Regions from separate parts of the Mus musculus genome. Here regions 1 and 3 are each linked to region 2. The links are chromatin loops, found by intact Hi-C in ENCODE. Cell type or tissue: left cerebral cortex. All regions are shown on one strand.

Evidence for each region. Hi-C counts contacts between places; a loop is a spot of excess contacts. Peaks named below come from ENCODE experiments on the same cell type or tissue, not always from the same donor. Only the 100,000 strongest peaks of a DNase experiment are listed, where the experiment ranks them.
Region 1: it touches region 2 in a loop (6-fold over the local background); 14 of 42 quality-filtered maps call a loop at or near these places.
Region 3: it touches region 2 in a loop (11-fold over the local background); 22 of 42 quality-filtered maps call a loop at or near these places.

Annotation. Positions count from the first base shown.
Region 1 is chr2:33,556,209-33,561,208 of GRCm38, reverse strand. It overlaps Lmx1b (LIM homeobox transcription factor 1 beta), which reads left to right. Exons shown (of 8, transcript NM_010725.3): 8 at 1-244. Among named protein-coding and RNA genes, the nearest start is that of Gm39789, 3.2 kb to the right of the region's middle. In left cerebral cortex, CTCF peaks have their summits at 1,253 (motif pointing left) and 2,747 (motif pointing right); DNase peaks (open chromatin) are centred at 1,259, 1,648 and 2,756; H3K4me3 peaks cover 215 bases; H3K27ac peaks cover 559 bases.
Region 2 is chr2:33,640,464-33,645,463 of GRCm38, reverse strand. Lmx1b (LIM homeobox transcription factor 1 beta) reads left to right here and starts at 4,366. Exons shown (of 8, transcript NM_010725.3): 1 at 4,366-5,000. The coding sequence starts at 4,866. It overlaps Gm39790 (a long non-coding RNA gene), which reads right to left. Exons shown (of 3, transcript XR_866136.3): 3 at 4,993-5,000. C130021I20Rik (Riken cDNA C130021I20 gene) reads right to left here and starts at 4,271. Exons shown (of 3, transcript NR_046275.1): 1 at 4,120-4,271; 2 at 3,863-3,988; 3 at 1-3,337. In left cerebral cortex, a CTCF peak has its summit at 2,172 (motif pointing right); a DNase peak (open chromatin) is centred at 2,192.
Region 3 is chr2:33,484,969-33,489,968 of GRCm38, reverse strand. Gm13530 (a long non-coding RNA gene) reads right to left here and starts at 212. Exons shown (of 3, transcript XR_374260.2): 1 at 1-212. In left cerebral cortex, CTCF peaks have their summits at 242 (motif pointing left) and 2,934 (motif pointing left); DNase peaks (open chromatin) are centred at 65 and 2,914; H3K4me3 peaks cover 193 bases.

The DNA of each region.
Region 1 (5,000 bases), 84 kb after region 2:
CTGGACTGGGGCCAGGCCACCCATCGTATTCTTTCCGTTTACCTTGTACAGACTGCCCGCCTGCCATCCCCACACACATTTTATTTAATAACTTGTCATTGTTAAATTATTTATTAGCGTTTCCACATCACCACCCCCGCCTTCCACTCACCTTCTGCCTCTTCCCACAAAAGCAGAAAATGGAAACAGCAAGAAAAAAAGACAAGATGTTGGTATATTTGTAAATAAACAACCTGTACACTCCTGTGTGGCCCCTCCTTGGGGATGGGGCTTGGGTCTAAGCGGGAGCTGCCCGTGACACTACTGGACCGCCCTGTGACTGACAGGGCGATAAGTCATGGACACTGGGTTTGGGTCTTGCCCAACTCTACCTCATAACCAATCCCCTCTCCTTCCCTCCTTGCCTCAGCCCTGGCCATCTCAGCCTTGAGTCCAACACAGTCATCCATGTCCAGTGCCCTCTGTCCAATCACCCAAAACACCCATCCCTTCATTGAGGCAGCCATTGCCTATGGGGGCTTCTTTCAGTGTCAACCAGGCTGAGAATGAAGGAAGAGATGGTCACCTCCAAGGGTGTAGAAAACCTGATGTAGTTCAGGTGACATGTAATAGAGCCTTGGTCCTGGGGCAGCTGGTCTCATGGGGGTGGGAATCAGGGAAGACTTCCTAGAAGAAGCCATTCAGCTGAGATCTGAAGTTACCTAGCTGGGGAGAGAGCCCGGGGGTGAGAAGGATGTCTGAGGATGGTCCAGGCTTATAAACCTCGGAGGAGGCAGAATGCGACCAGAAAGGTAGCTAAGGCGGGGCCAGGAGAAGGACTCTGCTGAGCAGAAATATATGATTAGCTTAGGTGAACTGAATGGGGTCAGGGAGGTCAGCTGGGTCTCTGAGGTGAGAGGTGACAGCAGCTTTGACCAGGGTGGTACCTGTGGTGAGCAAGAGAAGTCCAGACTCTCAAGGTATTCAGGAAATATCTAGGCCCCCTGGTCATTGTGTGTACAAAGGGCGAAGATGGGATGGGGCAGTCTTTAGTCTGAGGCATGTGAGCTGAGCATACCAGAGATGACCCCAAATGAGGTGACACAGACCACAGCTGGGCCCCTGAGGATCCAGAAGACAAGCATGGGGTCTCCTGCCTGGAGCACTGATGGGCAGGTCAGCCAGGGGACAAAACCCAACAGAGCCTCAACTGTGGCTGTCAGGACCACCTGAGAGCCACCATGAGACCTCTCACTCTGCCGGTGAGCACCAGCGCCCCCTAGGGGACTGCCTCTCCACAACCTCTGCTGGGTAACTGGCTGCTAAGCAACTTCGGAGATGCCTTTTCTTCGTTTGTATGTAACCTAAAAGGCAGGGTCCTGGGCTTCAGAAGGGACACCGAGGCCCAGGAGAGGAGGTGATAGCTCAGTATGATGAAGCAAACGGGAGGACACAATCTAGACAGGAAAGCAGCTTGAATCACAACATTTGAGCCTTGCCAATCCCACCCCACCCCCACACCGAAAACTCAGCTGCTCTTCCAGGCCCACTGTTTCTGGTCCTAGGACAAGATCCTCCAAGGTCAGTCCAGACACCTGGAGGTAGGGAATCTCCTACCTTCAGCGTGCCTCACAAGACTCCGGGAAACCTAAGTCACATGGTCCAAACTGCACAGCTCCGGAGGCAGGACTAAACAGAGCCTTGGTGGCTGGGCTCCAAGCTGGAACTGGAGGAGGGACGATGGAGGGAGGGGTGAGGGGCGTCCATGTTCTATTCTTCAAGAACAGTGGGCTGCCAACCCTGTAGCCTAGAGCAATGTCTAAAATCCTGTCACTAAAAAATGTGGGGGTGGGGGCTGAGCTAATCCACTGCCTCATTGTCACCTGCATCCCCCGACCCCCACCCCCACCCCGTCCAGATGAAGACATGGACTGGGGAGTAAGACGGGGAGGGGGAGTGCTCTCCTCAAAGGTCCCGGTCCTGCAGGCTGATGGCTTCTCAGCGTCCTCAAGCAGACCTTGACCCCACTCACTGCTTTGAGATCTTGTGAAATTGGCTGGAGCTGGAGGGAGAGGGGTTGAGCCTTCCTTCATCTCTATCTTCTTTCTTCTGTGACCCAGGTCTCCTGGGTCAAGCATGAGCAGTCACTCAAAAGACATAAGTGACTCAAAGTGGGGAGGGATCGCCCCAGGGCTTGGGACTCCAGGGAAACCCTCCTGGAAGAGAAAACACTTGGGCTGAGCATCCCAGAGTGGTCGTAGAGGAATGGACAAGACAGAGACCGACAAGGATATCTAGGAAGATGGAAGAGCAAGTTGAGGATCAGAAGCAGGAGCCACAAGAGGCATGGCAGTGGGGCAAACCCCAATGACCTTGGAGTCTGAGAGTCAAAAATGGAGACTCTGAGTGGTGCCAGGGTCAGACAGGAAAGGAAGGACAACTTGGATGTCCTTGTCTCCAAACCAGCAGAGTAAATTAGGTCAGCTGTGAACTACTATATAGAACTGTGAACTACTATATAGAACCAAGAAATGTTTACTCTCGCAAATGGAACAGAGAAGAAATGAAGCCGGTGCCCATTCCCTAGATGAAGAATATGTATTATCCATGCCTTGATCTGGCACGAGCAGTGTGCCCATGTGACAGAGCACCCACATGGCTCTCTGTGGACACCATCCCACTCTCTTCTTCCTCTATTTCCCTCTATTTAGCTTCTAAATCCCCAAGACTGACCAGCCAGAATTTCTACATGAACCCTGCAGTCACACATCAGGCCACAAGGTGGCACTCGGGAGTCAGGCAGGCCATCGTCCACAGACTAGCCAGCTGGGCTCTCAATGCTTGCAGAAGGGATTGCTAAGGGTCCTGAGGATGGCCAGTGGGGAGAATAAGCGTTGGGCAGTAGAGGCCCATGATATTCGTGCCATTTTTTCAGTGCACGCCACCCCACCCCACCCCACCCCACAATGTTTTGTTGTGAGTTTTTGTTTGTTTTGTTTGTTTGTGACTGGGTCTCATTACATAGTCATTACTGGCTCTTCAACTCAGAGATCCACCTGCCTCTGCCTCCCGAGTGCTGGGATTTAAGGTGTGTGCCACTATCTTGTTTTTTGAGACTGGGTCTCTTTTTGCCCTGGGGCTTGCCTGATTAGGCTAGGCTGGCTGGAGAGAGACTCCCAGGGCTGTCTCTGCCTCTCCAGGGCTGGGTTCACAGCACACACCACCACACCCAACTTTGTGTAGGTTTCGGGATCAACCCCAGGTCTTCACACCTATGCACAACTTTACCAACTGAGCCACCTCTCCCCACCCTCAGCTGGGAGCCCTGGTGTACTCCAAAGCTGAATGCCACACTCCTGTAATCCCAGAACTCAGAAAGCTGAGGCAGGAAGACTGTGAGTCTGAAACGAGCCTGGACTGCATAGTAAGTTCAAAGCCATCCTGAACTACATAATGAGACACACACACACACACACACACGCGCGCGCGCTCAAAAATCCAAAGACAGCCAAAAGGAAACGGGTTATGGGCATGGGTGGTGGGCATGTACAGCAGACAAAAGACAGCATTTCTACAAGAGGTTTCTGCCATCTCAGCTGTCACGGCCATGAGCATCTGCACGGAACAGGGTCCTTGCTCCTGCATCTGTGGAAGGCTGCTTCTTATGCAGCCAATGTTAGTGGAGAATGTGGGTTGGCTGCTTTGCTTTATAATATGCCTGACCAAACTCTGAAGAACAATAACACCTATGACCATGGCAATCACAGTAGTGATGGCTCCTCTGCTCATGAGTCAGTCTCTGGGTATTATCTCATTTAACTCCCATTCAGAGTAGCCTTGAGACCCCCATTGTATAGATGAAGATACTGACGTTCTGTGAGGCAGAGGAGCCTCTTCAAGGTCACAGAGCTAGAGTGACAATTCCTGGGACACCTGTGTGATCAAGCAGTGCCAAGAATGGAAGACAGACAGTGCCCCATAGTTTCTACAACTTGGCATTCCTGAGGAGCAGGGCAGCTTCTGGAGCCCAGACTCATGAATACAGGTAACACAGTGCAGGAGGAGGAAGACAGACGGAGACCTATGGACCACCATACCACCCACAGACCTCCCCTCTAGTGCACAGCACATGTGGAACATAGACACCCGCTTGCTGCTATGCCACACAGCACCAATGAAGGATGACACGCAGGGCCTCACCAGCCATGTGGCCATCCTGCAACAAAAGCCACCGCAGTGTGCACGTATGTGGTGGTCAGATGGGCGAGAGAAAGAAGTGGAGCAGCTTGAGCATTATGGAGAGAGGTGGAACTGGAGACTCAAGGGTAGACAGGAGGAGCCTGCTGTCAACGACCAGCCCCGCCATCTGGGGCCATGGTGAAGTCCAGCCCAAGCTGCGTCTGAGGGCCACGTCTGAGTGCATGGCTATGCAGAGGCAGTGGTCAGTGTCGATGTGCATGGCTCACATTACCACTAGAGACCATGGGAGTGTCCCTGGTCATGGCAGTCCCTGGATGTCCAAGGGCTGTGCATAACTGGCCTGCCCCTCACTGGATGTAGCACTGTGAAGAGCTGGTGCCATCTCTCACAGCTGGCGACACTAGGCAGAGTGGGCTCTGTGCTTCACCCGGGCAGAACAGTGGAAGTTGCCTTGCTGGGGAGGGATGTGGGTGAGACAGCCCTGAGAATCTGAGAGAACTGACTCCACCACTCACCTGCCACGAGGTTGCACAGGCGCAAAGGTGACGCTTCCCACCCACCCATTGCCACCGCTGGCCATCAGGAGAGCTAGCCCTGACCCTCCCCAGCCGCAGCACTGGAGACAACAGGCCCTGGACCTCACGTGGACAGCACAGCAGAGCAGATGGTGAGGGTGCAGGTGAACCAGCCCTGACAGGGGGAGCATGGGAAAACCAGCCCCACAGCTCTTTTGGTGTGAGATGGTGTGAGTGAGGGGGTGATGCCCTCACCTTCACCCCCTTGCCACTTGTAGTAACAGGGAGAGCTGGCTCTGGGGTCAC
Region 2 (5,000 bases):
ATGCCCATTGCACAGACAGGGACCTTGAAGTACAAAGGCGCAGCAGGTCTTTTACCCTGGTGTCTCCTAACCAGACCCTGAGACAGACAGGGATGCTTCCTGACACCTGCCCTTCTCCTGTTCCTAACCATTGTGTAGCCAGTAGGAGACCTCAGTTCTGGGCCACCAGTCCTGGGAGGGCCTTCTCTGAACCTTCCTAAGAGCTGCCGGCAGCCTTTGGATCTGAGAGAGCCTGATTTCCCCACAAGTGGAGCAAGTCCATGCCTGATGGTCCAGAGTAATGGCCAGAGTGGGGGTTGTTGGAGGGCTGAGGGATCTGGCTGCGGATGTTCATCTTCTGGCTCTAGGCATCCTAACACTCACCAGCCACCAGCAAACCCTGACACCCCTCTCTCATCAGCCTCAAAAGCCCCCAGTGGAGAATAAGTACCCCAGAAACCCCTCTCTAGTCTCGCCTCTCTGGAGAACTTCCACCAGCACAGGGAGACTTCAGACGCCCTTCCTTAGGTAGTAGAAAGTGGTCGTCCAATGCTTTGACTCGTGTGTGGGGTGAAGACCAGCTAGAATGCTCAGAGGGGTACCTGGATGCTCGGGAGTTGGATTGCTAGTGATCGACCTCTGCTGAGTCTTGGGCGCGCCCTTGCTCCATTTCCGTGGTCTTCGGGTTCTTCATCACTGAGGGTCTGGGATAGACTGAGTTTCCCCGAGGAGCAGCTCCCGACTTGGCCCACAGTTTTGGGACAGCTTTGATTCTGCGCGGCAGAGCCTCGTAGATCTTGAGATGCCATTAGCCAGGGGCAGCATGGGGTGAGCCTAGGTGTTCCATGGCTTCGGTTCTTGAGGCAGAGCAGGAAGGCCGGTGCGATGCTTCTGATAGCCTCCTTGCTGATGAATCCAAGGCTGTGGTCCTCCTCCTGCTGGGATCTGACACTGCAGCCGGTGGTTCTAAACCTGGAGGAAGGGTCCTCTCTCTCCCGGACTCTGGTCAGAAGCACCAAACGGTTGGGTTTTCGCTGGTATAGCCCTTCCCCTCACACCGCTCCCCCGCTCTCACAAGATGGGTCGCTACCGAGTGAGGTTGCAAGGTCCTAAAGGAGAAGAGCCAGAGACCAAGTCAGGGCTCAGGAGCTGCACGCCTCTGGGATAAGAAGAGCCCGGATCTCTCCCTGTTTTGTTTCTTGCGATTCCAGCAGTCGCTGGCAACTCTCTTTCTCAGGTGGAAACAGTCCCGAGCGGATTCTGCAGCAGACGTCGGAGGCCGCAAGCATCCCGCGTTGGACGGCGCGGAAGAGATAGGCCACCTGCGTTGTGAGTCTCAGAGCCAGGGGTGGGCATCCGCTTGTACAGAAGAGACGGGCGAAGCCAGGAGCTTGAGGCCCGCGGAGAGAAGTGGGTCTAGGCCTAGGCCGGTGTTCTCCTGTCCAGTCGTATTGTTCTTCCTTAGAGGCAAAGGATGGGAGACCAAGAACCCTAAGAATGCCTCGGAGACACATGGACGATTATGTGGGGCAATGTGAAGACCGGGTCTAGTCAATTCGGGGTTGAAAAGTAAGGACAAAGAAGGCCTACGGGTAGAGGAGAACGGACAGAAGGAAACAGGCATCTGTGAACGGAGCATCGTCCTCAATCGGACTAGAGACAATCTTGGTGCCACTGTTCACCCAGGGAACTCTGGACTCAGTTGCCGACAGTTTCGGCAGCCTGACCCGAGTGGGCCGGGCTGCGCAGGGAGAGGCCCCCAAAACTCTGAGCCTTGGAAAACACACCAGCCATGCATCAAATGGGGGGGGGGCTACAGGTGTGCCCTCGGTGCTGAGACCTGGCTTCAAGCACTGCAGAACGCGCAGCAAACACAGTCAAAGGTCCAGACCCGGTCTTAGATGCCAGCCAGAGGATCAGGGAAACCTCTGAAGCCGGGCCACAGGGGCCACCATTCAGCCAAAGAAAAACGGAGAGGAATGGGGTAGAAATGGACAGGCACAGGGAGCGTGGGGGAAATGGGAGGGTGAAGATGGGGGTGAAACACTGTGCGATTGCTTAGAGTCCGAGGTTCGTCTTTAAGGTTTGAGACAGAGAAGATTCTTTCGACTCAGCCTGAAGGAGATGGCGAAGCTCCGGGCCTGGAACCAGGGCTTTCGGTGCCCAGCAGTGGTTGCAGAGACACACTATGGCCAGCAGAGGGCGGAGTGCACCCGGTTGGGCCGCTGCTTCTGCGAGCGGTTCGGTGCCTCCCGGCTCTGCACGCCCCAGCCTTTACCCGCTCGGCTTCTTCCCGCAGTAACGCGCCAGGGCCCAGATACCCAGAGAAGGCGGTCCAGATCCAGGCCCAGGCCTCTGCCCAACCTCAGGGCTCAAGGCCTTAGATTTTTCACACTGGGTAAAAACAAGGACGAAGGGTGGGTGAAGAAAACTCTACATCCACATACCCATGCTCCTGGATACACAAAGGCGCCGAGAAATACACAGAACACAAAGCCACAAACACAAAAACCCCTGGGCGACACAGAACAATTCAGGAGCTCCGGGGCAAACAGAAACACAAAGGTAACTCAGAGACACACTTATAGAGAAAAATCTACCAGATTCGCTAAAGGGGCCGAGGCGCATACAAAGGCGTAGACATCTTCACTATCTACACCTTCACGAGGACACACACAAAGACGTGTAAAAAACATGACATAGAAGCACGAGAGACGTGTACCGAAAACACACACACTCATTGCCTGGAAAGACGTAAGGACACACAAACACAAAATGTATGTGCACAGGAATACGGGTGCACACGTTCTCAATAGCTTCCGCGAGGCGGGAGCGCGGACACACACAGACACACTCCGATACCCACCGACACACACGCAGGTACTGGGGTGGGGCGGTGACCGCTAATCCTCCACAAAGCCGGGCCCCTCCGGGGGGCCCCCCCAGCACAGGGGGCCACTTCTGACCAAGCCTCCCTCAGGCTCCAAATCTGATCCGCCCTCTCGCCTCTAGCGGGGTCAGGGGACCCGCCCTCCGAGCCCTCCATCCCCTCCCGGCTTCGCGCCGCTGCTCCACAGCCGGAGGGGCCAGGGCCGCCCAGCAGCAGCTCGCAGGGGCTGTTAACTCCTGCCCTGGGACCGCACCATCCCTCCTGCTATTCCAGGACGAAACCCGCGCGGGAGTGGTGGGGCCGAAGGTACCCTGTTTCCCGATGCGACGTCTTCTAGTTTTCTCGCGGATGTCTGGCCGGATGCACCCAGGAGTCTCCAGCTGCGTGCCGCTGGCCTTGCGTTGCCCGCTGTCGAGGCCCACTTTGCCAAGGGTGGCCAGCGCTCAGTCTCTAACCCTGGCCAGGTCCCTTAGCCACAATGAAAGGGCACCGATTTCAGAGGTCACACAGATTTCCTTAGAACGACTGTACCCATGCCGTTCCAGGCCTCCACCCCTAGATCTTGAGGACACCACTTCTTACCTGCCCCTCATACTCCAAGCCTTGGGAGGCCCAGCCTTCGCCCACTGACCCCGGCCGGGAACAAGATATCTTTCCGAGCCCTGTTGACCCTCTTAACACTCTCTTGGTCTCAACCCGGGCCTGACCGTCCTCTTTCACCCAAGATCTCCCATTCTGGCTATGAGAGCCCCCTCAACTCATTCCCCCGCCCTATTTCTGCCAGGCCTGGGCTTTTTGGGACTACTTACTCAAACTACAGCCCTTACACCCCCTCCCCAGGTCAGGGTTCCCTTTGGCGAGTCCGGGGCCAGCGGTTCTTGCTTACATTTGATGTTCCCCATCCCTCGACCCTAGGAGCCCTCTCAGCACACCAGGCTGTCCGGTGCAGGCCCCGCCTCCCGAGGGGACACCAACTCAGACCCTGCGACCTACCTTAGACTACGAGTCCGGGTTTGGGCCAGCCGCTCCCGCCTGGCGCTGTCCCCTGGAGAAGTCGCTGCGTTCCCCGCCGTCCTCACAGTCTGGCCTCGCTTGGGGCCACTCCTCTGAGCGCTGGAGCTTAAAAAAAAAACAACAAAAATATTAATAATAAAAAAGGCAAGAAAGAAAAAAAAGAAAGCCTGATTTCCCCAACTCCCAAATCAATTTTTCAAGAGGGGTGGGGCACAGGATTTGTTTCGATGGCTAACCAAACTTCTGCCAATGGTGGACAGGATGGTCGCCTGGATTCAGGGCGCGGCACGGGGTGCAGGACGGGGGCTAAGGGAGCCCTCCCGCAGGGAGGGGGGGAGGCGACGGCACTATTTGACGTGGAGCAGCCGGCTCATCCCGGCGCAGTGATACGAGGCGCACCAATGAGTTCAAATGTCAGGAAGTTTGAGGAGGGGTGAGGCGGCTCGGGGCCGGAGTATCCCTCCGCCGCCAGCCCCAGCTCTAAACCGAGCGGCTCCTCGGGCGCACCATGGCACTGGAGTAGTGCGGGGAGCGCGCCTGGAGCCCCGCGGCCTGCTGCGCCCCGCCCGGGACCCTGCTGCGACGCCCGCGCCCCCCCAGCCCGCGGGGCCGCCCCTGCACCCCCGCCCCCTCCCCCGCCCGCCGCCGCCGCCGCCGCCTCCTCCTACTCCTCCGGGCGGCTCCGCGTGCCGCCCGCTGCTGCAGCCGGGACCCGGGGCTGACAAGCAGGTGACAGGCGAGCAGCGAGTGCGCGTGGCTGCGAGTAGCCGGTAGAGAGCGGCGCGCGGGGCTGCCAGCCGCCCGGGCCCTCCCGCACGACGCCGGGGCCCGGGGCCAGCGCGCCGCCGCTCCACGCTCGCCCCGGGGCAGCGGGCGGCCCCGACCCCGCGGGCGCCGCGCCTCCCCGGCTGCAGCGGAGCGGGCGGACGGGCCGGAGGGTGAGCGGCCCAGCCGGCGGGGTCCGCAGCGCGCCGGGCGTCCCATGGATATAGCAACAGGTCCCGAGTCGCTGGAGAGGTGCTTCCCTCGCGGGCAGACGGACTGCGCCAAGATGTTGGACGGCATCAAGATGTTGGACGGCATCAAGATGGAGGAGCACGCCCTTCGCCCCGGGCCC
Region 3 (5,000 bases), 160 kb after region 2:
GCTGGCGTCCTGGAGACGGGAACAGATGGAAAATACACGATGAGCCTCTAGCGATATTCTCCCCACACACAGCTGTTGCCTTCCTTCCCGGGCTCTTCACTGTCCCAAGAGCTGGTGAGCAGGCCTTCCCAGACCACAGAGGACCTGCCAGTACCCTCAAAATGTCCTCCTCCAACCCTGACCTCACAGGCTATTGCCTCAGTCATGGACCAACTGCAATAGCGCCACCTCCAGACCACGCTGGAGAAACGCACTTTCCATACTCGGACTTGAAGGAAAGGTGCAGGGGAAGGTCTGGACCACAGAATTTCAAAGTGGTGAGGCTGTGCAACTAACCTCCCCTCATGTTTTGTTTTTCCTTGTTTTCTGTTGTTGTGGAACAGGGCCGTGCCACATAGCCTAAGCTACGTAATGTCGCATCAGTTGTATATGCCACACATGGCTAATCCATCCTTTAGAGGTTTCGTTGCGTAATTTCCAATGTAACACTTTTGTTGCATGCATATATTTGTGTGAATGTGTCCACCTATACGCCATAGTGTGCATATGAAGGCCAAAGAGCATACTGAGGGAGGCGGGGCTTCCTTTCCACCACGTGGGCTCAGGGTTCTAACTCAGACCACCAGGCTTCACACGCACCTTTTCTGACTGCGCGACGTCACCCGCCTGCACGGCGGTATTCTTCAGAGGAAAATGGTTCATGTAATACGAGGAGGAACCTGAATAATCACTATGGCAACTTTGTTAATTCCACACCCCTCAGCACTGGGCAATGCTTTGAGGAAAATCATTGGACAAATGTTCTTACACATCTACTCGAGACCTGATCTTGGGTGCGCATCCCACTCTCAACAGTGGCTGCGTTTCTTGTGTCCTCCGGCCATCTTGAAGTTAGAACATGAGGCTCTTTCCCAGCTGTCCCTCTTGGATGCTGCAGAGTTGATGAAGCGGCTGTGTGTCATGGCATCTTTCTGATGAATGGCTCGGACATGCCTCTCACACATCAGCCCTTGCTGTCAAACTGCGTGCTATGCTTGGTTAGGGATGTGGGCAACCCAAGACACTAGCCAGTGACAGTTAACAAGACAAGAAATGACACACCGGTGTCTAAAGCCAATCTTTTTTATTTTTTTCGAGACAAGGTTTCTCTGTATAGCCCAGGCTGTCCTGGAACTCACTTTGTAGACCAGGCTGGCCTCGAACTCAGAAATCCGCCTGCCTCTGCCTCCCGAGTGCTGGGATTAAAGGCGTGCACCACCACGTCTGGCAAGAATTCTTTAAAAGAAAGAAAGAAAGAAAGAAAGAAAGAAAGAAAGAAAGAAAGAAAGAAAGAAAGGAAGGAAGGAAGAAAGAAAGGAAGAAAGACAGGGCCAGCCAATTGGTGGTAGTGCACACCTTTAGACCCAGCATTCCGGAGTCAAAGGAAGGTGGATCTCTGTGAGTTTGAGGTCATCCTGATCTACAGAGTTAGTTCCAGGACACCCTGGGCTACGTGGAGAAACCCTATCTCAAAAAAGAAAAAAATTTAAAAACATTAAACAAAACAAAACAAAAGGGCCTTACTGTGTAGATCAGGCTGGCCTGGAACTAGAAATCCATCTGCCTTTGCTTCTCAAGTGTTGAGATTAAAGGCATGCACCACCATGCCTGGGGAATTCAACTATTTTGACAATGCCAATCAACTAATCAAATACAGCTCGGGTGCCTCCTGCCTCTGCGTAGGAATGGGACGTGGGGTACACGATCACGGTATGAGTGACTTAGTTTGGGGTGCTGCCCCTGAGTTCCTACTGCCTAGCAAACAGAAGGGTGCTACTGCACAGGGTCTGGAACTGGGTAGCTCACATTTCTCCAAACCCGCAAAGCTCTTCTGCACAAAGCCCTCGGAGACACAAGCTCTGGAATCGGGAGGCCTTGTGCCCAAGTTCCAGCTTAGCCACTTCAAAGGGCTGTTGTACTGAGGAAGACATGGTGCATGAGAAGTGCTTAGCAGGGCTCTGACACAAGCTAAACCTCAAAAATAGCGGCACATTAACAACCCGGAACGCAGGAAATACACTCTCCAGTTTATGAATAATAAAAGTGACACCCAGAGAAAAGGCTAAATGTCTTGCAGAAAAGCAGACCTTAAACTCGGGCTCGTCTGCCTAGGCCCCTTCCTGTGGTTCCATCTTCCTCTGACTCTGACTTTTCTGCCAGGACCCTGGGCTAGGTCCGGTACTAACTGGGTAGTTTGTAGGGGCTCCGGGGCCTGATGTCCACCCTGGGATGGAAAAACAGGCCTCACTGGGCCTTCCTGTCAGGAATCCCTCAGGGGGTGGGAGGCTCAGGGCAGGCCTGGGCCCAGGCTGGGCTACAGGAGGTTCCCAGGTGTTGGGGAAGGCGGCTGCCTGGCTGTTCTCCAAGTACATTCAGAACCAACCCAAGGGAAACCCCGATTGTGTCAGTGCCGGCACGCCTGGGGCACAGGCATTGGAGACATTAAATATTAAACATGTCGGCTGCCTTCCAAGCTCGGTAATTAAAACTCTTATTTCATATTTTACACAGGATGGACAGGGAGGTCGCAGCCTGCTGTAAGAGGTTTCATAGTTGCTCCCTAACAGATGGAGTGGCTCTTCCTAGGAGAATCTCCCTCTTGCCTGAGACCCTCTCACTCTACTTGGTCATTTCCTGGAAGGGAGGACACAGAATAGAGGTCAAATGGTTTGAGTGGCATTCAGGAACCGCAGCAGGCTCTTGGGGTCTTTGTCTATTTCTCTCTGAAGGGTTTGCGTCTCCAAGAGGCTTCCTAGGGCTGGATTGCAGGTCCCCGTAGCAATGGCAATCAAGGAGCTAAGATCTCTTCAAGCCAAAGAGGGAAAGAGAGCCAAGATCAGACAGACAGGCCGGAGGGAGGGGCGGCTTCCCTTAGCCTCCAGTGCCATCTGCTGGCTGTATTCTAAACTGCAGCTCTGCCAGAGGCCGGCTAGTAACTAACTCTTGAGTTCTAAGCAAAGGGTTAAAAGAGGGAAAGCAAGGAAAACCCGGCCTGATGCTGAGTGCTCAATTGCACACTTGGTCATTCCCCAGCATCGAGAGAGAAATAGCACGCTGGACTCTGAAGGACCCAACACAAAGCAATAACCATGGCGGCTATCCATCATGGCATCTATCCTTCAGTTCACTGTGAGGAGCCTTGGCTTACATGATGATGTACATCCATTGACCTCACTGAGGTTGTACAAATGAGAGAAAACCCCGTCTAGATGAATCAGGAGTCTTTTTTATATTATTATATGTAATTACACTGAAGCTGTCTTCCAACACTCCAGAGATCTTACTATGGATGGTTTTGAGTCACCATGTGGTTGCTGGGATTTGAACTCAGGACCTTCGGAAGAGCAGTCAGTGCTCTTAACTGCTGAGCCATCTCTCCAGCCCCAAAGCAAGAGTCTTAACAGACTCACTTGGCATCCCTTCCTCTTCATCTCTCCATGCTCTATCCTACAGGGGCCTCCCTGTTCCTCAGATACACCAAGCTCTTTCTGAACTTCGGTTCTTTCCAGGGGCTGTTCCCTCCGCCTAGAGTGTGCTCCTTTTGGTTGTGGTCACCAGATCTAAAATCCACCCACCCACTCTGTGAGGCTCCATGTGTGCCCTTGTTTTGTTTCCCTGATGAATTTATTATAGCCAGTTGCAACGACTGCTTTCAGTTTCTCAAGATTTGTATTCATCACCTCACTAGCTAAGATGGAACTTAGTAGAAGGCAAAGAGCATGCCCACTCACTCACCAGTGTATAGGCCTAGTGCACAGGAGGCCCATCGCTGTCTTAGAATGTATGGAAGGGCTCTGGGACAGCCCTAGTAATCAAGGAGAGGCCAAAGAAATTTCCCAGAAGAAGAAATATCCCCACGGGGTCCCCCAGAACGACCAGGAGCAGCTCAGGTGAAGACAGAAGGTCACCCTAAGCAGAGGTCACAGGTGAAAGGGTCCTATGAAGAAGGCAACTTCCAGAAACCAAAAATAGAAAGAGCTGGCTTGGCATTCAAGCATGAGAAGGAGGAAGGGCCCACCTTGGCAGGAGGTCCTGGGCTGGTCCCACTTGGACCATTTGCCTCAGAATCTAGAATTCTCCCTGTGGTGGTTGATACTGATGTCAATTTGGTAGGATTTAAAATCACTTAGGACACAAAGCTCTGGTCTTTTTGGGAGAGCTTCTTTAGGTTGGCTAATAGAGGTGAGAAGACCCACTTTGAATATTAGTGGCACCAGCAATGGGCTGGGGTCCCATTGTGAATGAAAAGGAGAATGGGCCCCAGCGTTCCTCCCCCATCCCACCCACATACCCCTCTGCTTCCTGACTGCAGCTGCAATGTGACCAGCCACCTCAAGTTCCTGTCACCATGATGTCTTGTGTGAGAGACAATGCACATGTCTACTCACCGCAAATAGGGAACCCATGTTCTCCTGTTGGCTCCGCCTTCCATCATGTTAGTAGCCTCCTCTCTACAAAGCAACAAAATGACTTCAACATCTCAGAACTTCACAACTTTACCTAACAGCTCCAGTGGTTAATTTTTTAATTGAATATTTTCTTTACTTATATTTCAAATGCTATCCCCTTTCCCGGTTCCCCCCTCCCAGAAACCCCCATTCCATCCTTATTTCCCCTGCTTCTATGTCAGTGTTCCTCCACCCACCCATCCACTCCTGCCTCCCCGCCCTCGATTCCCCTACACTGGGGCATCTATTGAGCCTTCCTATCGACCAAGGACCTTTCCTCCCATTGATGCATAACAAGGCTGTCCTCTGCTACATATGCAGCTGGAGCCATGCATACTCCTTGGTTGATAGCTTAGTCCATGGGAACTCTGGAGAGTCTGGTTGGTTGATATTGTTGTTCTTCCTATGGGGTTGCAAACCCCTTCATCTCCTTCAGTCCTTTCTCTAACTCCTTTATTGGGACCCTGTGCTCAATTCAATGGTTGGCTGCAAGCATCCGCCTCTGTATTTGTA